Regions from separate parts of the Mus musculus genome. Here region 1 is linked to region 2. A link is a loop called in an ENCODE intact Hi-C map of the cell type or tissue named here. Cell type or tissue: heart. All regions are shown on one strand. Links, peaks and the distances in the headings refer to the core of each region. The heading gives the core; the rest is flanking DNA.

Region 1 (12,150 bases), core at 5,698-8,197, 87 kb after region 2:
TCATAGCAACACTGCTTCTCCTTCCCAAGTGCTAGAGTCATAGGCAAGTGAACTGCCGTGCCTGCCCCACAGCACTTCTCATGGGCAGACTGGCAGCGGCACGGCTCAGGCCGAGGACAGTTCAGATCCAGCCCCAGAGACAAGCAGCACGGCAGAAACTCTGAAGAAATTAGGACTTTCCTGGAACTTACTCTGTAGACCAGGCTAGCCTAGAACTCAGAGACCCACCTTCTGAGTTCTGGAATTAATGGGTGTGTCACCTCGGCGGCTGTGTGGCTTAGGACCTCAACGTCTGAACGTATAATTTTCTCCTTTAACATTTCAATCAAATATTTTCTTTTTTGAAAAGACCCAATAAAACATTTTCTTTCTTGAAATGTTAAAGAAGAAAATTATATATAGGAGAGGGAGAGACAAAGACAGAGGGATCCAGGTGGTGTTGTGCCTTTTATCCCAGTACTGGGGAGGGGGGTTGCAGACAGGTCATGGGGTCTCTAAACTCGAGGCCAGTCTAGTGTATACTGTGAAATCCTGTCTCCCTGTTTCCAAGTAAGAACAACCAAAAACCTGCTTAGAAATTCCCAAGCACAGGGTAAGGGGCAGGGCCCTTCAGCTCTGTGGAACACCAATGGGCTCTCTGCGTCTATGCTGGGATAATCTCCCTTCTTGGGAGGGGATAGCATGAGGCAGAGTGGAGCTGAGCCTGGCTGAGGACTTGGCTGTCAAACATTGGCAGCTCCCACTCTTCAAGCACTCTTCAAGCACTCACTTCCATTTTTGTTTTGCTTCCTCCCTACCCCCACTCCCAGTTACAAGATCCTATCTGTGCTTTCATGTCAGTCACGATGCTAGGATTCAGGTTACAGATCTTTAGCGTGCAGCCAAATTGGCCAGAGTGCAAAAGCATCTATTGGCAAGGCGGGACTTGCAACTCTAGACTTCTTGGAGGACATCAGACCCAAACTTTTGTTGTACAAGAGGAAGAAGCAGCCCTGAAGATGGATTTGGCCAAGGTCACTCACTAAGCACATGGTTAGTGGCAACAGGATAGCCCTGGTCCTGTTCCTAAGCCCACATCCTCACTAGGATGAAGTCATGGGTCCTTCTTCAGTTGTCAGCTGCCTACACCTATTTTTTTCTCTTTTCTCGACCTCCTGCCGACCCTCCAGCTGCATACATCAACACCCAGCCCCCCCCCCACCCCATCTTTCTTCATGCTTAACATCTTCTTCCACCTGTCTCCATGCCTTATCCAATGCAGAGTCCCAAATTTCAGTACACAGAGAGCTCAGGCCAAGGTTAGAAAAAGCCCAGAAGGCACTTTATTGGAGCCTCCATTCACAGGAAAGGGGATCCAGGAGACCCCTCTGGGGGAAGAGGGGGTCCTGGAATCACCCTACTTCTCGCTGGTCCAGTTAGGGGGCCTAAAAAAAAATCAGTCTGGCCACCAGCACTCAGTGGAGAAGAGCAGGGAGGGGAAATGCTTTAGAAAAAATAGCTCTCTATATACACCTGGAATATTTATAGCACATAAATTAGGGATGATCCGACCCCCGTCTGTGGAGCCTGAGTACTGAGCAGAGAGGTGGAAGGCAGTCCAGGAAGTACCGAGGACACAACCCTGTCCCCTCCGTCCCTGCAGTCTCCTGCCACAGTCTCCCCAGCCTCCTTGGCTGAGGCCAGGCATCTGCAGGTGGGTCTCATTTGCAGTCCATGTTGGGACGGGAGGGAACTGGAGTCACAGCTGGAGAGTTATCGAACAAGTTGGTTCAAACCCTGGGGCTTGTAATTCCAAGAGGGCGAGGAGAGAGGCCAAAGGCTGCACTTGAGGAGACTGCAGAGGGCACGCCCAACAGGTTCTTCCTCTCTACAGCAACACAGGGAACACATCCATGTTAAGGGGGCCATCAGGCCTGCCTGTCCTTCCAGGAAGGCTTCAGTTCTGGAGTTCATGCCTGAGTCAGGTCCTGGGTCCAGCCCCGATCCTTAATTCCGACTCTCTCCAACCTCTTCTTCCTTCCAGCCACTAGAGTTCTTGCCAAACTTGTAGACGAGCCGTCGGCCATCCACCCGTTCCAGGATCTCCCGTTTGTAGTAATACCTGCGTGGGAAGGAGGTGGTCAGAGGTGTAGGCAAGAGGCATGCTATGGTCTGAGGTTCGCATTGGTTCCCAGCCCCAGTGTGCTGAGCTGGCCCTCTCTGCCTGAGTGTTCCCTCTCCTCACCTGTTGTGGCCGCGGTGATCTGTAATTATGGCCAGAGCACCTGCTTCTACATTTACTTCTCTGTGCCTTCTGGCTATGTCCTGGGGCTTTTCATAAAGGCCCGTGAACTGAGGGAGAGGGGACTTTAGCAACGCTGAGCTAGTTCACCTTTGTGGCCCAGAGACAAGGGAGCTGAGCTGTCAATTTCTATTCTTTCTCTCAAGTGTCTTTCTTAGAACAAGTCTGCAGGAAACACAGAAATGTTAGCTAAAGCTAAGTGTGCTCACGATCTCTGCCCAGCGCTTTCTTCATGCTGCACGTAACCAACTACACAGGGCCACAACACTGTCCTTGTCCTCTCCATACGGGCCTCAGGCCTGTCTTGTGAAACCTAGCGGAAGCCAGTAGAGCCCAAGCAGAGGTCCCTGACGCTCACACTCACCTCATGGCTCGGCTCAGCTTCTCATAGGTCATGTTGCTGTTCTTCTTCTTCTGGCCCCAGAGTTGGGCCACGGCCTCTGAGCGAAGAAACTTGAACACACCCTCGTGCCGGTTCTCCCACTTCATGAGGCCTTCGTTGAGCTCGGGGTGGATTAGGATGTCTCGGATAAACTCCCACAGGTGAGTACCTCTGGGGGCTACAAGGGAAGATTTCCTCAGTTATCAGTCTGGGGTGCCCCTCTCCTCTAGGCGACCTGGCCTCTCCTATCCCAACGAGGCTAAGAGCCAAGGCATATGGGAGTATATGAAATGTCCTCTTAGTGATTGCTATAGTGGCTGCTTCCTTTCCTGCCCCAAAATGCAATGCGCTAGGCCGACTGCACAGAGCGCTCGATTCTCTCACCAGTTAAGGATCAAACAACTGGTTAAGATGGACAGCGACAGAGACACGCTTCTTTGTGAGGGGGCTCATGGTTCAGTGGGGACCAATGGTGGTGAGAACTTGGCACACATGGGGTCAGAGAGCTGCCTATAGCCTGAGGGACCAAGAAACAGCTTCCCGGAATTAACAGTCCCCTCGGGACAAGAAGGAAAGCAGGCCAGGAGTGCATACGTGCAGGTCTGTGTGTATGGAAGAGGCGGCAGGCAAGACCTTTGGGGTGACCTCCAGGTGGTTCAGAGCAGCTGGAGCACACAAGGCCCGAGGCTCTTTCAGCAGGCTGTGCCTGGAGTCGCAGCCACCCCAGCCTGCCTGGCTCTGAGCACCCACCAGCTGCCTCCTCCCCATCGGAAAGTTCCATCAGGCAAGACAGGGGCCAAGTACAGGGATAGTTAAAGAGGAAGAGTGTGGGAAGGCTGGACTCTCTCCATGGCCTCTCCTAGGACCCTCAGTTCCCTTCTTCTCTAAGTCCAAGCAGGCCTCTGTAAAGAGGCAGTAACAAATGCCATGGAGCCCCGTCAATGCAATGAGTTCCAGCGGCTGTGAGAGGCCAGTGGAAGCTGAAGGAATAGTATCCCTCCGCCCACAGGCCTGGCAGCCCTTAGAGCTTACCGTGCTTGCTCTTCTTGCCCTCCAGACAGTCCCAGTATTCCTTGCTCAGCTTTCTGGGACGCCCCCGTTTCCTCTTCCCGTGCTTGGGTTCCCCCTTCTTATAGTCAGGAAAGCCATCTATGGGAAGGGGGTTGGAAGGTCAAGAGAAGGTAAGGGCAGGGTGTCAACAGGGAGCCTTGCTACAGAAACTGCAGCCATAGGGCAGAGGGGAGTGGCTAGACCCCATGGACAGGACCCCCAAGAACAGCCCTCAACTCACCTCTAGGGAAGACCTTGCTCTCGGTGAGGTCCAGGTCCACATCACTTCCACCGGAGTCAGAAGCATGGGAACTCTGGGGAGTAGCGGTCCCTAGGGGTGAAAAATACCACTTCAATGCCAGGGCCAGCCTACCCAGTCACTGCCTACCCAGACTTCAGATACTGAATGAGTATTCTAAGAACTCGATGCACTCTAGGGCACTTGGAGAAGGCAGGCTGTGGCAAGGGCAGGACTTACTTGCAGTGGAGACATCAGAGCTGCCGGGGGAGGGCGCTCCAGGGCCATAGGTACTGCAGTAGTAGGGACTGGCCTGGCGGCCATCATCCAGGAGTTCCTGGGCAAAAGGACTTCCCTGATCTGAGAAAAGAAGTTAAGAGCTTAGAGAGGCCCAGGATACCAGCAAGGACAGGCACGACCCTCCAGGGACCACAGAAATGACTATGGACTTATTTTCAAGTTGGGAGAGAATATCTCTAGCACTCTGGAGGAGTTACAGATGGGACAAGACAAGCTAGGGAGGAAAAAGGGAGAAAATGGGTTCTCACCAAAGGGGCCCGAGTCGCCTAGGCTCTCTTGGAAGGACATGCCATCCTTCTCCAGCAGCTCGATGATCCAGCTGAGTTCATCAGAAGAGTTGGAGGCTGGCGGAGGCAGGGAGGGAGAGCGTCACTGACCATGGTTCCGGCAGGGGCTCGATGGCTGCACCCTCCTGCCCAAGTCCCAGCCACCTCGCTCACTCTCTAGGCCCTGTGGCTCCCAGCCTAGACTTACTGAGGTCCCGAAGCTGGGCATGGAGCTGGTCTCCCAGAGGTCCAAAGACTAGCCGCAGCTCCTCCAGCGCACAGCTGCAGAGGGTGGCTCCGTCCATGTCGCAGCGGGAGAAGTCGATGGAGCTGGCGTCATACTTGTTCTTCTCCACTTGGTAGCTGATCCACTCCAGAACCTGGGTCTTCGACCAGAACTGGGGCCGCTCGCTAGTCCAGCTTGCCTTCTCTGCAAGGTGGAGTACAGCCAGAGGATCAGTCCTGTCCCTTTGGGATCTTGTCTGAGGTCCTACACAACCCGAGGAGGGGCGGAGAGGGACAGATACATATCCACAATCACAACATGGCTAGTTCTCAAGTTCATCCTCCCTTAATCTGTCACCACAGTTCTTATATTCCCACCACCTCAGCCACTACAGTCTTCTCGGGACTAGGAACACAGTCTAGCATAAATAAGGTCTTGTTTGGGTTCTTTCCCCAGTACTACACAAACATATGAATGAATAAATCCTCCCCAGCCACTAACTCCAGGATACCCTTCCTCCCTGTCCATTTATCATCTAAGAGCCTCTCAGATCATTGGTGTCCTGTCTGTAAAGATTTTACACAGCACTCACCTGGACCTTCCAGTGTCATCTGTTGGTTGTTCAGGGTCAACACCAAGTCTTCAGTGCCAAAGGTAGTCGGAGGAGCAGGAGCCAGGGTGGGGTCTTCTGAGCTGTACATGGCGTTGAAGTAGTTACTAAAAACGTTGCTGATCTCACAGGTGGCAGCCATGAGGGCCCCTGGGAAGAGGAGACAAGGTGGGGAGGGTACAGGTCAGGGTACACTTCCATTTCTGTCTGGCAAAGCCTGGGCAGCAACAGCCGAGAGGCAGGAAGTTCAGTGTTGCTGTAGACATTCTCTCTTCAACACCCCCCCCCTCCACCACACACACACAAACACACACACACCACCACCACCACCACCACCACCACCACCACCACCACCATCACCACCAAGAGCCAGCTACTTGGGGAAGCTGAGGTTGGATGCTCTCTTGAGCCTAGAAGGGTCAGGCCAGCTGGCGCCAAACTGGGAAATTCGGCTCCGAAAAATAAAAATAATCTCAAAGCGGGTGGGACCATGATACAAATTCTTCTGGGGCTCTCTCCACAAATCACGTGGGCTCCTGAACCAAAGAAGCCACCCTGTCCCTCCAAGACACCGATCTGGTCTCTGACCAGTCCCAGAATACACCCACAGTAGCCCCAACACTCCAGCTAGGAACCTCCAAGCCTGAGTGATTAAGTTCAGAACTGTAAATCCACTGGACGGTTCCTGAAGCCAGAGTTAGGGAATGTGACCGTACCGAGGTGTGTCAGGGTTCGGTGTGGCAGGCGGGTGAGCAGGCTTCTGAGGCCACAGGAAGGGAAGAAATCTAAGCGGTCGAAGGCTCCGCAGGTAGCAGTGATGAGTGTGGCCAGGGCGCTGCCCCCACCCGCTCTAAATAGAGCAAAGCAGGAGCTCCTCCCCTCCAGGTCTTCGGCGTACGTCCCCGGTTGTAACCTGAGCTGGTGGCTCATTGGATGCTGGGGATTTCCTGGCCTTCAGACTGGGCTCCCTGTCCCAGGTGATTTGCATATTCCGTGCCACTTGGCCCAGATCCTAGCAGGCGGTGCTGGGAAATCAGGCCTGGCTGGTTTAATGATTGTCAGAATCTGTCATTCCGCACCCTCTGGGGTTGGGCCCTGGGTACTGAACTGGGCAGGTGGCGGGAACATTGCAGGGGTGGGCATCTGTGCCTTAGGCTGCCCTCTGGCCCTGGAAATTCTTCCTGGGGGCCTGGCCAGGGCTGAACTGGGGAGGAGAAAGCAAGGCAAGGAATCTGAACCGGTGGCTGGGTCAAGACTGATGCTTCCAACTGTCTAGAGGTCTAGAGACAAGAAGGGCCTGGTGAAAGTTACCGAGGCTAAGGGGTTTCCTCCACAACACCCAGAAGCTGGGATTCTGAAAGCGGCTAGGCAACACACTGGGCAACATTCACGGTCCAGTGGTGGTTTGGGTCTGATAGTCTGTCTAGTCAGCTACAGAGACCATTTGCTGGCACTTTGCCTGTCTGGAGCCCACCCAAACGCGATGGTTGCTGAAGCGGTAGAGATCAGACACTACTTCAAGTCTTCCCTTGGTGCCTGTGGCGCTCTCCTCGCCTAGGGTCGGCTGGCGGTGCTGTTTGGTTTATCCGCGAGTCTGGTCTGCTCCTGATTACCCTTCTCTCCGCCCACTCCATTAGTATCTGCCTGCTGCCCTCTAGTGGTCAGAAGCCCAACATTTGAGTCATTACAAAGACAAACAGGATGCACATGTTAATTTACTGTTTACCGGGGCCCTTAAAAAACAAAAACAAATTGGGGTGGAGGAGGGCAGCGCACATCTTTAATCCCAGCACTCCTGAAGTAGAGGTAGAAGGATTTCTGAGTTCGAGGCCAGCCTTGTCTACAGAGTGAGTTCCAGGACAGCCAGGGCTACACAGAGAAACTCTGTCTTGAAAAACTAAAACTACAGAACAAAATCCCTCTGGAGATGCAGGAAATTGAACCCAGAGCTTCTTATGCAAGCATTCTACAAATGGGTTCTAGTCCCAGGATTCTGTTCATTTTTGAAACTTTGTCTAGCTACATATACCAGGCTGGCCTCAAACTCAAGAGACAGGCTCTAGAGATGGGTTAAAGGGTAACTACCCAGACCAACACCAGAAACCTTTTTAATATAACTATCCTCATCCAAAAACATCCAATAAGCAATGTGGGGCTGCTGAGATAGCTCAGTGGATAAGGATACCTGCTGCTAAGGATGCTATGGATGGACCCGTGTTCCATCCATACATGATAAAAGGAGAAAACTGACTCCTGTAATGTGGTACTCTGACCTTTATGTGCAAGTGTACACACACATACACACTAAACAAACAAGATATACACACACACACACACATATACACACACACATGTTTGCATCTTTTTTGAGACATGGTCTTTACATAGTTCTAGCTATCCTGGGACTTACTATGTGGCTAGCCTCCAACTCAGAACTCTACCTACCTCTGCCTCCCCAGTACTGGGATTAAAGGCACGCCCACTATGCCTGGCTGTAAGCATGGTTTTAAAAATATTTTTAAAAAGCACTGTTGGACACATGTGGAGATGCATCCCTTTAATCTCTCAACTCCCAAGGCAAGTGGACCTCTGCGAGCTGAAGGCCAAGCCTGGACTACATAGTGAGTTCTAGGTTATCAAGGGCTACATAGTAGTGAGACTCTTTCAAAAGAGAGAGAGAGAGAGAGAGTGAGAGAGAGAGAGAGAGAGAGAGAGAGAGAGAAGAAAAGAAATGATATATAGTTGTTGTCTTGATAAGTGGTTTGTTCAGGCTACCAAATTTGGAAAGTGACAAGCAGTTGTTGGTGCCTTTTCCCTCTGGCTACAACCATCCCACTCAGGGAATTTTTAAAGGGATATAGTAAGTGAGAATTCCAGTCACTTACCCTGGAATGTGGGAGTACAGCTGGTAGAGCGATTATTGCCTAGCAAAAGATATGCATGTGTCTGGAATTCCAGCGCTCAGGGTCAGTCAGTCTCAGCTACATTTGAGTTTGGGGCTATCTTAGGCTACAGTAGATTGTCTCAAAAGCAAAACCATAAAATTAGCAAAGAATCGAGGGTGTGGGACTCGATAAGCCATTAGATGTCTTGCGGCTCCAACTGGTTTGTTTTGCGTTGCCTGAGGAGATAGCTTCGGAGGCTATATGAATTGAGTAAGTTCTCTACACTGAACTGTCAGCATTTCCTGCATCTACGTTATAAGATCTGTGTCTTCTCCTCTCTCCACCCCATTTACAGACACACGACCCCCAGGTAGACCTCAAACGAAAGGAGATTCCTTTCTCTTCTAGGTACCCCATTGTCCCAGGACACAATCTGCCCACCCCCATAGGCTCCACTCTTCATCTTCAGAACGACAGGCTCCTTTCCTCTAGGTCAGGGCTGCTGGAAAACCAAGGGCTCTGGGTAGGATTTTCTCTGGCCCTTCAGGGGACCTCCTCCAAGCAGCCTGAGGCAGACACACCCTCTACCCAGTCACTTACCCTGGAATGTGGGAGAACCAGCTTTTAGCCTCTTGGCTACTCACGTGCTCCTTCCCCTAAGAACACCTGGTTGGGTCTCCAGAGCAAAGAGGAAGAAGACCACAAAGAGTCCATCAGCTAGCTCCCTTGCCTTCACGGGGCTTCCGCTCAGGAGAGGCAAAGCTGCAGAAATCTTAGAGCTAGCGCATCCCCCTGAGTATTGATTCCGTCCACAGTCAAATGGAGGAGAAAAGTGAGAAAGAATTGGGTGAGGTCAGTGCCTTGGAAGGATCCAAGACTATGATGGGAGCAGCTGCGGAGCGATAGCCTGCCTATGCATGTGCTGAGCATGGCGCATGGCGGGGGAGCCTGATGCTTTTCCTCTTTAATCCTCAGTAGCACAGCTTCAACCCCAGTCCTGTAAAAGCACAAGCAGACCCAATAGGATTCCAGCAGAACCAAGACAGCTGGTGAAACAGGACACGTAACTCCCATGCTATAAACCGTGAGTGGAAGTTCACCAGTGGTGGCGCACGCCTTTAGTCCCAGCACTCAGTAGGCAGAGGCAGGCAGATCTCTTGAGTTCGAGGCTAGACTGGTCTACACAGCTAGTTCCAAGACAGCCAGGGATACACAGAGAAGCTATCTCAAAAAACAAAATATTGACAGGTCTCAGGACTGACAGGATAAGTGTGAAGGCAAGGGAAGGAAGGGGCCATGGGACAGTCCTGAGAAAGATCAGCTGTGAAGTCGGCTATGAATGTCAGCTCTCCCCCCCCCCCCTGCACTTCTGGGCCCTCTTTGGCCTGTAGCTCACAGCTGCCTCTGTTGGTGAGGCAGAGGCATCGTCATGCTTCCCACCTGTCAGAGATGGAACCTCAGCTTTGTCTCCACCTTTGTGTAGGGACAGGTGAAGCCAGATGGGGACCAGCTCAAAGTCCCCTGTGTTTAGGAAAGACAACTTAAACTTATCTTAGCACGCTCTCTTGTCATTCCCATTCTCAAACCAAGATGATGACTGCTTCCACCTCCGTGTAGAACCAGGAAATCAGAGTTCAGCTATAGTCACTCAGCAGACTCTGCCAGTCCCGACCCATTACCACAGTTAGGGAGGATCTGGGGCAGGGGAGGCCTAGCAAAGCCCCAGGGGTCTGAGGGGGGACAGAGGAAGAGGAGAACACCCTCGTGTGGGCAGGCAACCGTGCACATATGACACAGAGGGTCGCCAGCAGGATAAAGTCAACGGTGACTGGCTCCTGCATATAACCCCAGCACTCAGGAGGCAGAAGGATCACCACAGGTCTGAGCCTGGTTCACATAGTGAATTCCAGGCCAGAAAGGACTGCATAATGAGTTTCACAAAACCACAAAAACCCAGGGCTGGTGAGATGGCCTCCGGGTAAGAATACTTGCCACTAAGCTGGTGACCCAGGCTTGATCTCTGGAACCCACCTAGTGGTACAAGAGAAGCAACTTCCACAAGTTGTCTTCTGACCTCCACGTGTGCATCACAACACACACACACACACACACACACACACACACACACACACACACACACACCATTTCTTAAACATAAATAACAATAAATGAGTCATTCTATAACTCCAACTTATCTACTTCTTGCTTAAAAACATTTATTTAAAGTGAAAAAGAATGACATTTTACTCTCTGCAGCCTGGGCTAGGGGGAGCATGGGAGGCCTCCTAGGACTCTCAGGACTCTCTAGACCAGAAGCCGCCACCAGGGCAGAGACCCAAACCCAAAGAACAGAAGCTCCGGGGCACTGGAGTGAGAACATGAATTTGGGAAGGAGCAGTTCTTCAGGAAGCCTGTGAAGCCTTTCTGAGGCAGGGACCACCCAGGCGAAGCCTCTAACTGTCCTTGGGCGCCAGGATCTGCTGGACATAGTTGACGACGTTGCTGTGGAGCTGGGAAGCAGTGGCGGCAAAGGTGTCCTTGGCCAGGGTCCGGGCCATCTCACTGCCACCCATCATGGCGTGGTACAGAGGCAGAGTGTACTTCTGCTTTCCCTGTAAGAAACAGACACCCGTCCTCAGTAGCTTACTCAGTGGGTCTACCCAGCCCCTCCTCCTCCAACTGCAGCCATGGTCTGAGGACAAGAAGGGTGTGGGGATCAGAGCAGGGAATGAAGTGCTTCCCGTGAGAAGGACTGATTTTGGCATCTTCTAGGGTGTGGAGGACGGTCCTGGGGGAATAAGTTAAGTGTGAACCTCCAATCACGGTAGCGAGGGACCATCTACGAGTACAAATGGCGGTTGACAGAATGGGACTACAAACTTTTGGAAAGTTGGAGGCAGTCAGTCACCAAAACAATGACAGCCAAAACCCAGGGCCATGTAAGGTCCATCCGCCTGCAATTAAGCCAAAATTCACATCACTGTGAGGCAGCTGCAGGGCAAGCTTGGGAGCTCCAGAGGCTTGGCCACGGGCCAGAGGGGTCAAAGGCCCCTCCCACAGATCTCCCTTTCCCTCTCCACACAGACTCCACGACAGACAGAAGAAGCTGTCGTGGCTTTGGATCCACTTGGTTCCTCCTTGCTGTGGGTTTGAGGATGCCCAGTGCATCGGAGAGCCTTTCACTCTCACAGGCATCTGCTGGCACAAGAACCTTGCCCTTCACTCCCCGCCTTTGTTCTTTGGCATGACCAGTCCTCATATTACCCATTGCTCTCTTCCTGCTTCTGGTTAGCTCTAACTAGCTTCATCCCTTAGGTTTCACCAAAAACCCGATGTCCAAAAACCTGCAACTTTCTCTTCCCGCAGGATGAAGCTCCCGGGAGTTACACCAGCACCAGCCTGATTAGGAGGGTCCCTCAGAAGCCAGACCCACTTCCTCTGAAGCACAGACCCACGTGGCTCTCCCGCCGGAAGACTTCAGGTATGATAATGGAGGTCCCCAGCCTTTGAGGGGACCAGGGATGTAACTACCCACCTGGCTCTGCAGGAAGTCCTTCACTTTCTGGAATTCCTCTTGGTAGTCATTCTTAAGGATGATTTGGCCCCATCTTAGCCGTAACTCAGCATTCTGAGCATTGGAAATCTTTGGGTATGTCTCCCCAAGTTTTTTCACATTCCCTAGAAAAGAGAGAGTGATGGGCTATTGATGGCCGGCTGAAAAGCCCAGAAGGCTCATTCTTGAGGCCACTGAGTGAGTATCTGCCCTCATTCCCTCCGAAAGCACTTGCAGAAACCTTCAGGAGGTTCCCTTACCACTCACCTCTCGCATGCGTTCTGCTCATGTGTCTGGCATGGTGATGCTCTCAGACCACGAGCACTTTAACTCTAAGGCTCTCCCCTTAATTTTACTCC
Region 2 (12,150 bases), core at 3,945-6,444:
TCTGGGTTGGGGCTAGTGGCCTCCAAAGTCTTGGTGGGCTGCAGGCCAGCAGGATGGATGGGCTTGGGATATTCAGCCCACTCCTCGGGTACATAGTGCTGTACCTCCTTGGGCCCCTCGTCCTTGGTGCCTCTTCGGGGTCGACTCTGCTGCTCCTGGACCTTGGCTCTATGCCCACCTAAAGATGAGGTGGCAGCCCCAGAGACCCCACTCAGCCCCACAGTCAACACTACAACAAGAGACACAGCCAGGGGCCACAGCCACCGCATGGCCAGGAAAGCAGGGCACAGCTGCCTCGGAGAGGTGAGGGTGAGGGGACCTAAGGGCTGCGTGGAATTAAGAGAGGCAGCTGGCAGCTGGGTCCGCCTCCAGTCAGGCGTCTGGCATGGATGGCCCTTCCTCCCATCCTGTTGGCCATGGTCTAGCCAGGGCCCTCTGCTGGACACTGAGCTGTCTGTCCTGGCCGCACACATTGCATTCCCGACCACATCCGTTTTCAGGCTCTGAGACCACAGCGGGGCAGATTGAGGATCCCTCGAGGGACCTGCTCCAATCACTGCAACCGGGGAAATGAGGTTTTCAGGTGATGGAGAGGCAGACTATAATTGGAGCATAGATCTCCCAGTTCTACCCAGTTCTAAGGCAGATCCTACATTCAAAACAGAAAGATAGGCTCGGTATGGTGACTATGGCCTGTAATCCCAGCCCTTGGGAAGTTGAGACGGGGGACAGAGTTCAAGGCCAGCTTGGGCTACATAGCAAGATCCTGGTTTTGCGCCTTTTTTTTTTTTTTAATTTGCCAAGGTCAAAACTTGAATTATAATAATTGCCAAAACTATTGGATTCATGGGTAGGTGTACCATTCTTCTGGAGTTTGTTTGTTTATTTGTTTGTTTGTCTGTTTTAAAGTCAGGGTCTCTATGTAGCCCTGGCTGTCCTGAAACTCACTCTATAAACCAGGCTGTCCTCGAACTCAGAGATCCATCTGCCTCTGCCTCCTGACCACTAGGATTAAAGATGCAAGCCACCAACATCTATCAGCTGGGTTCTTGACGGTTCTTTTTTTTTTTTTTTAAGATTTATTTTTATTTATTTATTTATTTATTTATTTATTTATTTATTTATTTATTATATGAAATGAAAGTACATTGTAGCTGTCTTCAGACACTCCAGAAGAGGGAGTCAGATCTCGTTACGGATGGTTGTGAGCCACCATGTGGTTGCTGGGATTTGAACTCTGGACCTTCGGAAGAGCAGTCGGGTGCTCTTACCCACTGAGCCATCTCACCAGCCCTCTTGACGGTTCTTAATATGTTTCGTGGGGCAGTGCTGTTGTGATCTCAAGTTCAAATTTTAAGATTTGTGGTAGTCTTAATAACTATGTAGTTGACACAAGTTCAAACATGGAGTTGACTCCATAGCCTTTGAACTCAATGCTGGTCTCAGCAGGCAAGAGCCCATTCCTTGCCTTCTAGCCACACAGACTCCCAAAGGAAAGCAGCTACAAGGAAAAATTCCAAACACGACACTCTAGGATGGCGGCATATCTTAGTGGGAGTCCTCGCCTAGCATGTTTGAGGCCCTGGGTTTTGTCTCCAGCACTGGAACTACATGAAAACAAAACCAATAATAATAATAATAATAATAATATGAAATTAAAATTATGAAAGTGTGGTCAAGAGAAAGGAAATAGAGATGTAAATCAATGATTACACCTTGGCCTGGCAGATGCAGTGAAAGGCGGGGTCAAGGTACAGGGCAGAGTCCGAGGATCCTGGGGCTGTCTGGAAGGCTGGAAGTTCTCTGAAGCAAAACGACTTTGGAGTGAAGCCTTAAAGGCTCCTAAGAGATGGACAGAAAGATGCTCCAGGCAGAAGATACAGCACACAAATGGCAGGGTCCTGAAAGTGGGTGGTGTTCCTGCCAGACAGCAATAATTCACAGGAGGATGGGATGCTAGGGAAATGGAGAGCAGGGCAATGGGGTTGGGGCAAGAATCACCAGATAAAGGAGCAAGAAGGCTTTTGTATGCTAGACCAAGGAGTTCAGACACTGTGGTGCGCACCTTTAATCCCAGCACTTAGGAAGCAGAGGCAGGCAGATCTCTGAGTTCAACTCTGGTCTACAGAGAGAATTCCAGGATAGCCACTGCCACACAGAGAAACCCTGACTCTAAAACAAAACAAAAAGATGTTATCCCAGAGGCAAGGGAGAATATTACACACTGTCACAAAGAAGAGCATTGACTTGACCAGGTAACTTTCAAGGGGGCCAGGATGGGCAGCAGATTCCCAACAGCACAAGCAGGTATTGTTTCCAGGAGAGCCTGCAACACTGAGGGGTTCACTGCAGGGAGTGTGGGAGGTATCAAGGCTGAGGGAACGGACTCTGCCCGTCCATTTCTGCAGGACAGACCTTCTGGATACCAGTGGAAATCTATGCCGGAGCACTGGGATGTTGATTTCTGCAGCTAAGGAGAACGGCCAAAGCAAACAGGACACAGGGCTGACTGGGAGCTATTTACACAGTCCACTGGCAAGCATTAACTGACCACTGCTACCAAGACTTTCAATCTGAAAGCAGCTTTCCCAGAAGACTTCCTGACCAGGAAACTTGCCACCCTACCCAGTAGGTCCCGACATGCTGTGTAAAACTAGGGGTTCCAGGAGAAAAAGAGTAGGAGGAGGAGGAGACAAAGAGAAAGATAGGAGAGTCTGTCCTCTGCTGAGGAGTCTTGGGGAGCTGCCAGAGCTCTGTCTGAAGTCTGGCATGCCAGCCAGCAGCCCAGCTTCATCACCACCACGACCCAGATTATGTCATCAGGAAAAGGACACTTGGACCCCACAGGAATCCTGTGTCTTCGGGAAACTTAAGAGAAGCGCTAAGGCCCCGCCCCGAGCACCACATGCTCTTCCGTGCTCAGAACCAGCCAGGCTCTTCTAATCCTCCCGGAGAACTGCTCCAGGAACCTGCCCCAGAACCACTCTGGTCTTTTTGTCTTTCCCATGACCTTAAACGGCTGCGCTGCGACTAAAATCCTCCACCTTCTTTCTGCCTTATGCTGCCTTATGCTGTAGCTAGTTGGGTGAAGGGGAGTCATCGTTATTTGTACTAAGCATTCCCCAAGTACCAGGCTCTGTCCTAAACACTCATGATTACCAGGTAGCCTTTACTTCATTACACGGGCTCAGAGAGATAAAGAAACCAGCTCAAGGACACTCAGCTAGGAAATGACCCAGACATCCGAAAGAAAGGTTTGACTCACAACCCTAAACCCCTCCCCTGCTCCTTTGTAGCTTGCAGGGCTGTAACAGCAAAGAGCTCAGAGATGATCTACGCCAGCCCTTTTACTTCTCAGACGTGGAAACGGAAGACCTGCGAGGCCAAGTCCCACGGCAACAGACTCGGGCAGCCACATCTATACTGTGCGATCCTAGCTTGCTTCACAGGCAGGTGCTGGAACCCAGATCGGTGGTTCTCAACCTGTGGGTCACGGCCCCTTTGGGGTTGAACGATCGTTTCACAGAGGTTACCTATGACCATTGGCAAACACAGGTGATCACACCATGATTCATAACCGCAGCAAAATTTGTTACAAAGTAGCGATGGGCCGGGCATGGTGGCGCATGCCTTTAATCCCGGCACTCCGGAGGCAGAGGCAGGTGGATTTCTGAGTTCGAGGCCAGCCTGGTCTACAAAGTGAGGTCCAGGACAGCCAGGGCTATACAGAGAAACCCTGTCTCGAGAAACCAAAAAAAAAAAAAAAAAAGTAGCGATGGGATAATTTTATGGCTGGGGGAGGGGGGGCCACCACAGTGAGGAACTATATTAAAGGGTCTTGGCACTAGGAAGTTGAGAACCGCTGGGCTAGATCTTAGCACAGGGCTGATGGAAGCCAGAGTTAGGCCTCTGCTTTTCTTTCATATTCACACATATTTTTCATTCATTCTATATTCTAGCCCATCCTGCTTCACATTGTGCTTGCATATGCTAGACACTCCGTGTAGTTTGAGCTGGAAGACGACTCAGTGGGTAAGAGAGCTAAGAATGTGAGTTCCAGGGGCTGGTGAGATGCCGCAGTGGTTAAGAGCACTGACTGCTCTGACTGCTTTTCCGGAGGTCATGAGTTCAAGTCCCAGCAACCACATGGTGGCTCACAACCATCTGTGATGGGATCTGATGCCCTCTTCTGGCCTGTAGGTGTACATGCAGACAGGACGCTGTATACATAATAAATAAATACATTTTTTTTAAAAAATGAGTTCCAATCGATGGCACTTGTCTTGCAAAGGACTTGGGTTCAATTCCCAGAACCCACATAATGGCTGAGGAATGACATACATGCGTGCAAGTATTCACACACACAAAGTAAAGAAATATTTTTTTTTAATTGGGGGCTGGAGAAATGGCTCTGGTTAAGAGCACTGACTGCTCTTTCGAAGTTCCTGAGTTCAAATCCCAGCAACCACATGGTGGTTCACAACCATCTGTAATGACATCTGACACCCCCCCCCTTCCTGGTGTGTCTGAAGACAGATACAGTGACTTACATAAAAATAATAAATAAATCTTTTTTTTAAAAATGTGGCTCCATATACCCATAACTCCAGTGCCACGGGGCAGAGATAGAAAGATGTCTGTAGCTCTCTGGAGCCAGGCTAGCCTCTGGTTTACTGACAGTCCTTATCTCAAAGGAATAAGGCAGAGTGATGGAGCATGACACCCCATGTCTCCCTCTGAGTTTGTGTACACAGGCGCACACATTCATGAATGCACACACACACACACACACACACACACACACACACACTTCTTCAAATGCCTAAAAGGACATGCAATCTCCTTGCTGATTTCCAGTAAGACAGCTGAAATGCCAGAGGCCACTAGGTGGAACCAAATAATCAGAGTTGGAGACTAAGACAGCTCTCAAGCCTTGGTCCTCTCCTGTCCCCGGCCTTAGCTAGCCCACAGTACCCAAGTCCAGCCCACAGTTCTTGTGAGCTGCCTGCAGATCTGATCCAAACACAGATGGTGGTGGTACTGTGTGCTCACGGCTACCCAACACCTCCAGAGGGGCCACCTACCTGCAAAGTGCTCTCCACCCTCGGCTGCTTCTGGAAGCTTCCGGACCAGGCCGGAGGAGCACTTGCTTGGAGAACCCCAGAAAGGCACTGAAGGTGCAGAGCTGTAACAGCAAAGAGCTCAGAGATGATCTACGCCAGCCCTCTTACTTGGCTTACCTTAGCTCCTGCGTAATCTCCCCTTGACTCTCCATGATCCCAGGAATTCCCCGAGCTTCCACCTGGGAGTTTCCCCCACTGGTAGCTAAAGACTACATGCAACATGCTATGTAGGTGGGAGGGAGAGACTACATGCAACATGCTATGTAGGTGGGAGGGAGAGACTACATGCAACATGCTATGTAGGTGGGAGGGAGAGAGGGAAACAGAGACCGGGGCTCTCCCTGGCAATGAAGTAGGTGAGGACTCCTCACCAAAGAAAATAATACAAGCCCATATTTCACTGAGCAAATGCCACCTTGTACACGACTCGCAGCTGCTCAGTAGCTCAAGTGCTTAACCCTGCTTCGGCTCCTCACCCATAGCATGGGGCAGCAACAGGCTCCTGAGAAGTGGGAAGATCAAATCGGTGTGAATACTGGGGGTAATGTGGACTCACTTAAAAAAAAAAGATTTATTTATTTTATGTGTATGAGTTTTCACCTGCATGCATATATGTGTGCATATACACCTACATACATAATGTATGTGTGTGTGTGTGTGTGTATGTGTGTGTGCATGTGCACCATGTGCCACAGATCCCTTGGAACTGAAGTTATAGAATGAGCTGCCATGTGGGTACTGGGAATTGAACCCAGGTCCTCTAGAGGAGCAGCCAGTGCTCTTAACCTCTGAGCCATCTCTCCAGCCCATATGACTCACTAGCCACTAGCAAGAGAAAATTCACATCTTCCCTTGTGAGAGAGAGTGCTAGCTATGATTTTTCTTTAACAGGGCCAGAAATCAAAGCAGAAAGGCGGGAGACAGCTAAAATCGAGTATGACAGATTCTAACAGGGACATCCTGTTTCGAGAAGCCAAATAAACTAAAAAATAAAGAGCTAAAAGTTGCATATGTAGTTCATTTTACAAACATTTGTTGAGCACCTACTGTGTGTTGGGCTTTGCCCTGGCTGATCAGAGCCAGGGTGAGGCGCAGAGGAAGCCCTGGTGAAATTCACCTTTGAGCTGTGTGTGAGAGTGCGCGCCAGAACCAGGAGGATCAGCGCAAGTCTGAAGCAGCCTGGACTGTGTAGCAAATTTCCAGGCAGCCAAAGTACATCTAGGGACTAACATAAAGAGGGAGGTTGGAGAGATGGCTCAGTGGTTAAGGATGCTTGTTTTCTGTTCAGAGGACCTGAACAGATCAATGTTTAGTTCCCTGTACCTACTTCCGGTGACTAATGACAATCTGTAACTCCAGCTCCAGGGGCTCTAGCACCCTTTTCTGGCCTTTAAGGGCTCTGCACCCAGATGCACAAGCACAAATTCACATATAGACACACAAATAATTAAAAAAATAATAAATAAGTTTTCAAAATAAAAAGAGGGAACATGAGAATTGGGGTTCACCTTATTGTGAAGGATACGGCCACTAAAAAGCTGAATCTGCAAAACAGCCTAAAGGGTGGTGAAAGGCATGGAGGGAAAGGACAGGGACCCGAAAGCCCATGGGACCGCCTCACCCTTCACTTAATCGTTGGCGAGAAGTAGAGGTGCCTGGCTCTGAAGTCTCACAAGATGCTGTGACAGTAAGATGTGGTCACTGTGTGGCCTTTTATATATAAATGAAAAGGTTCGGCGCTGGGTTATGGCTTAGAGGGAAAGTAATTAGCCTGGAATGAACAATGTCCTGGCTTCCATCCCTAGCTTGCCAAAAATAAATAAATTAATTAATTAAAAAACAAAATCAAGCCGGGCATGGTGGCGCACGCCTTTAATCCCAGCACTCGGGAGGCAGAGGCAAGTGGATTTCTGAGTTCGAGGCTGGCCTGGTCTACAGAGTGAGTTCCAGGACAGCCAGGGCTATACAGAGAAACCCTGTCTCAAAAAACTAACTAACTAACTAACTAACTAACTAACTAACTAACTAACTAAATAACTAAATAACTAAATAACTAAATAACTAAATAAATAAATTCAAAATAGGGTAAATTTGGGATGGTTGTTTCTATTTTGGGGTGGAGTTTGTTTTTGTTTTTTGATGTAGATTTTCACTATGTAGCCTTGGCTGACCTGGAACTCGCTACGTAGACCAGGCTGACCTTAAACTTAGACATCTACTACCTCAGCGTCCCGTGCACTGGGATCAAAGGTGTGCACCACCATTCCTGGCAGAATTAAATAACACTTTAAATGGTAAGCCTTCTGTGATGATAACAGCTGGTACTTATCAACGTACAAGGGAGGGACAGAAACACCTGGCCATTTGCATGCAATATACATTTCCACGCCTCAGACTGCCCCAAGGGTGGGACCAGAGAGGGAACCAGGGGACTCTGATGTTCTGATTTAAACTGGGGTTCAAAATACACTCGTTAAATTTTCTTTTTATATTCAAACAGAAGGTCTCCTGTGCACAGCCCTAAGTAGGGCACGAAGGGAGGTACACTGGTCCTAGAAGAACCCAGACAATGGAGTTACCAAACATCTGGTGAACGTGATCCATGTCTTCCTATCTGGGTCCTCAGTGCCTGGCATTCAGGTAGATACTTAAAATGTTTAAGAGGACACATAAGGCAGCGTATCAGATAAAGGTGCTTGCCTCTAAGCCCAACAACCTGAGTTTCATTCCTGGGACCTACTTGGTAGAAGGAGAAAATCAATTCTTACCCATTGTCGGCTGATCGACACACTCACCGATGCACATGTGCCTATGTACACACACGTGCCTATATATGCAAAACATGTACACAGATTAATAAAATGCAACTAGAAGTATTTCTCAAAGCAAGTATGTATTGGGGGACTGGGATGTTGCTCAAACCATAGTGTTTGCCTAGGATGCTTGTTGCCTTCTAGCCTCAACTTTGTTAAAAAAAAAAAAAAAAAACTGTAACCAGGTGTGGTAATCCCAGCAGCTGGGAGACAGAGTCGAAGGTCAAAGGTCGCTCTCAGCCTCAGAGCATGTTAGAGACCAGCCTTAAAGACATGAAACTGGGTTTCCTTGGTGTTTTACTTTATTTATGTGTGTGTGTGCCTGCTTATCTGTATGTACAGCACATGTCTGCTCAAATAGGCTAGAAGTCAGCATTAGCTCCCTGGGAGCTGGAGTTTAAGCCATTGTAGCCACTTGACCTGCGTGCTAGAAACCAGACCTGGGTTCTTTGCAAGAGAAACAAAACAGGGTCTAATTTTGGAGAGCAAGTTGACCTGCAACTCACAAAGATTCACCTGCCTCTGCCTCCCAAGTGCTGCAGCTAAAGGCATGTGCTATTACACCCAGCCAGCAAATGCTTTTAAAGGCTGGGCCATCTCTCCAGCCCTGAAACTGTCTTTAAAAATCTCTAAAGGAGCTGGAGAGGTGGTACCCACATGGCTGCTCACAATTATCTGTAACTCCAGTTCAAGGGGATGCAACCCACATGTGTCATATAGACACATGTGATGGTGGAAAGGTTAGGGGGCTGGAGAGATGGCTCAGCGGGTAAGAGCACTGACTGTTCTTCCAGAGGTCTTGAGTTCAAATCCCAGCAACCACATGCTGGCTCACAACCACTGGTAATGAGATCTGATGCCCTCTTCTGGTGTGTCTGAAGACAGCTACAGTGTACTTAGATATAATAATAAATAAATCTTTAAAAAAAAAGGTTAAAAACATTTTAAAAGTAAAACTAAAAATATAAAACAAAAGTTTATTGAATGTGCATCATGTACCAGACACATGGCTACTTTTGCTGGCTAGGGTTTTTTATTGTTTTTTTTTTTTTTTAATTACTTTGACACAAGCCATGATCATCAGGGAAGAAGGAACCTCAACTGAGAAAATGCTTCCATCTCATTGACTTGTAGGCAAGACTGCGGATTGTTGTTGTTGTTGTTGTTTTTGGGTTTGTTTTTTGTTGTTGTTGTTGGTGATGGTGTTTTGGGTTTTTTGGTTTCTTTTGATGGGTGGTTGATGTGGGAGGACCCAGCCCTGTGGGCAATGCCACCTCTGAGCAGGTAGCCCCAGATGTTATAAAAAGACAAGCTGAGCAGGCCATGGGAGCAAGCTGGTCAGTTCTGTTTCAGTTCCCACCTCTAGGTCCCTGCTTGAGTTCCAGCCCTGAGTCCCCTCAGCGACGGACTGTGATGTGGAACTGTAAGTTAAACCAAACCTTTCCTCCCCACATTGCTTTTGGTCGAAATCTTTTATCACAGCAACAGAAACCAAAATACAGCACTACTCAGAAGTATTTGATCCTGACGTGGGGATGTAGCTCAGCCTGGTCAGGGCTAGAGTGGCCAAAGGCCATGTCTCTGTATATCTGCAAAGGCTTGTGTGGGATTCTTGAACTCAGACCCCTCCACAGGTCCTGTGGAAGCTAAATCCTGATTCTGCAGCCGTGGAGTGGGTGGAGACAGTGAAATAAAAGTCTCAGCTAAGCCGGGCGGTGGTGGCTCACGCCTTTAATCCCAGCACTTGGGAGGCAGAAGCAGGCAGATTTCTGAGTTCGAGGCCAGCCTGGTCTACAAAGTGAGTTCCAGGACAGTCAGGGCTACACAGAGAAACCTTGTCTCAGAAAAAAAAAAAAAAAAAAAAAAAAAAAAAGTCTCAGCTGAGCCAACAGCAGACAGAGCTCAGTAATAAGCATCTGTCCAGCATCTGTAAGGGTTTACGACATTCACTACTCGGTGCTGGGGGAAAATAATCTTTCTACATCATATATATATATATATATGAAAAACCCAGTGTCGTGGCATATTCCTGCATCCTAAGTCAGTGTTCTATTGCTGTGAAAGACACCCTGACCAAGGCAACCCATAAAACAAAAACATTTATTTGAGGCTTGCACACAGTTTCAGAGGTTTAGTCCATTTTCATCATGGCAGGAAGCATGTCACCATGCAGGCAGACATAGTGCTGGAGAAATAGATGAGAATTCTACATCCAGATCCACAGGCAGAAGTAAAGGTGATACACTAGGCCTGGCTTGAGCTTTATGAAATCTCAAAGCCCCCCCCCCCCAGTGACACACTTCCTCCAACAAGGCTACACCCACTGTATCAAGGTCCCACCCACTGCAACAAGGCCACACCTCCTAATCCTTTTAATCCTTTCAAATAGTGCCACAGATGATAATCCTGGCCCCTGGGAGCCTGAGACAGGAGTCTCCAAGTTCTGGATACATTGTGAGTCTCAGGTTAGCCAGACTACAGACCTTGTCTCAACGACACAAAACAGTGTACCCACATACACAACAAAACAAAAGCATGTCAGAGGAGAGTCACGTCCCCGACTGTGGCAGCAGCTAAGAGGCATGGAAAGCTGCCACAGTTTCTGTGTTAAATCATAACTGAGATGAAGGAGTAAGCTCCAGGCCCTGAGCCCTTTGCTCCCAGGCCCTGCGGTGCTGTCCCCTTTCAACCAGCACCACACAGCCACAGGGCAGCAGGGCTGGGATAAGCAGATTATCCATTGCCAGGTGCCCTGGCTGTGTCCTTTCTGCTTTCTTGATTTGAGTTGCCAACCCCAGGGCTCAGCACAAAAGAATGCAGCTCAGAGCCAAAGAGGAGGGGCTAGCCCTTCACTGGCTGCATCAGGCCAGGTAAGGTGAGAGCTGATGCAAAGGATGGACTTCCACTCCCAGGTCCTCCTGAGCTCCCTCCTCCACTCTGCACTGATGGGTGATTCTTAACACAGCATGAAATCAGACCTATGAAAATACAAATTCCCTGACTTCTAGTTGTGTAGCCTCAGTAAGTCAAAGCTTACCCCTGAGGATTTGTTGTTGTTGTTGTTGTGTTTGTTTGTTTGTTTGTTTTTTAATTTCAAGAGAGGGCTTCTCTGTTTAGCCCTAACTGCCCTGGAACTCTCTTTGTAGACTGGGCTGGTCTCAAACTCAGAAATCTGCCCGCCTCTGCTTCCCAAGTGCTGGTGATTAAAGGTGTGAGCCACCACTCCCAGTTTGTTTTGTTTTGAGACAGTCTCACTCTGTAGCCCTGGCTGGCCTAGAATCTGCAGTGTAGGCAAGGTATCCTCAAACCCAGAGATCTGCCTCATTTCTGCCTCCTGAGTGCTAGAATTAAGAACACAGGACACCATGCACAGCCAGAATCTCATGCTTTTATCCTGGAGATGTGGACAGCAGTGTGTAGCTTCATCACATTGCCCTGGTCAGCTAAGTTATATAACTTAAGTACCATGGAACGTTCTTGACATAAAGTTCACAAAGTGGTGTTCTATTAGTAGCCCAGGCTGGCCCTAAACTCCAGGTCTTCCTGCCTAAGCCTCCTTTGTGCTGGGATTACAAGTCAATGGCTTTATACCCAGTCAATGCCATAATCTCTCTCTCATCTCCCTCTCCCCCTCCCCCTCTCCCCCTCTCCCCCTCCCTCTCCAGCTCTCCTCCCCTCCCTCCTTCCCTCCCTCCTCTTCTCTCCTCTCTTCCAACATTACCCCTGTTTCATCTCCCCAACCATACCAAGAGCGCTGCTTGAACGCTCTGCACCTCAGTGTTTGTTCCCCCGATGCCCCTGACAGATAGGAGCCCAGAGAACTCTCTGTAGGCTAGGCTAGCAATGTGACGCTGACTCAGCTTTTGCTTCAAAGTGGGGGTGCAAAGGTCCCTGGCCACACCTTTTTGTGGGAAACACGGAGGAAATTCCCAGCATGCAAAAGAGACTAAAGTTAGACACAGAGATCCAACCCCCTAGTTCTGCCCAGTTCTGTCACACCTTAGAATTGCGGCCCAGCTTCTGTTCCCCAGAATAGGCAGGTCTAGATTGGCAGCCGAAGATCAGAGGACAAATGACCTACAGATGGACAGAATGATCTCCAGCCGCAGTCGGAGCTTATTCCAACACCACTGCCTGCTGTCCACCCATCTGTGAGGAGAGAGCACTCCCCTGGCTTTGTCTGCCCCATGGTCCTAATCATACCATGTTAACAC

What was found. Peaks named below come from ENCODE experiments on the same cell type or tissue, not always from the same donor. Only the 100,000 strongest peaks of a DNase experiment are listed, where the experiment ranks them.
Region 1: a loop joins it to region 2, with 6 times the contacts of the local background. A loop is called at or near these places in 33 of 42 quality-filtered maps.

The regions. Positions count from the first base shown.
Region 1 is chr1:135,252,280-135,264,429 of GRCm38, forward strand. It overlaps Elf3 (E74-like factor 3), which reads right to left and starts at 6,193. Exons shown (of 9, transcript NM_007921.3): 1 at 6,070-6,193; 2 at 5,336-5,503; 3 at 4,726-4,947; 4 at 4,500-4,595; 5 at 4,192-4,311; 6 at 3,955-4,044; 7 at 3,696-3,812; 8 at 2,646-2,841; 9 at 1,295-2,101. The coding sequence starts at 5,495. The coding sequence ends at 1,987. Rnpep (arginyl aminopeptidase (aminopeptidase B)) reads right to left here. Exons shown (of 11, transcript NM_145417.3): 10 at 11,774-11,916; 11 at 10,420-10,850. The coding sequence ends at 10,692. In heart, for the core only: a CTCF peak has its summit at 7,021 (motif pointing left); DNase peaks (open chromatin) are centred at 6,182 and 6,922; H3K4me3 peaks cover 1,295 bases; H3K27ac peaks cover 1,110 bases.
Region 2 is chr1:135,167,236-135,179,385 of GRCm38, forward strand. Gpr37l1 (G protein-coupled receptor 37-like 1) reads right to left here and starts at 446. Exons shown (of 2, transcript NM_134438.3): 1 at 1-446. The coding sequence starts at 269. In heart, for the core only: CTCF peaks have their summits at 4,185 (motif pointing left) and 4,897 (motif pointing right); a DNase peak (open chromatin) is centred at 5,036; H3K27me3 peaks cover 809 bases.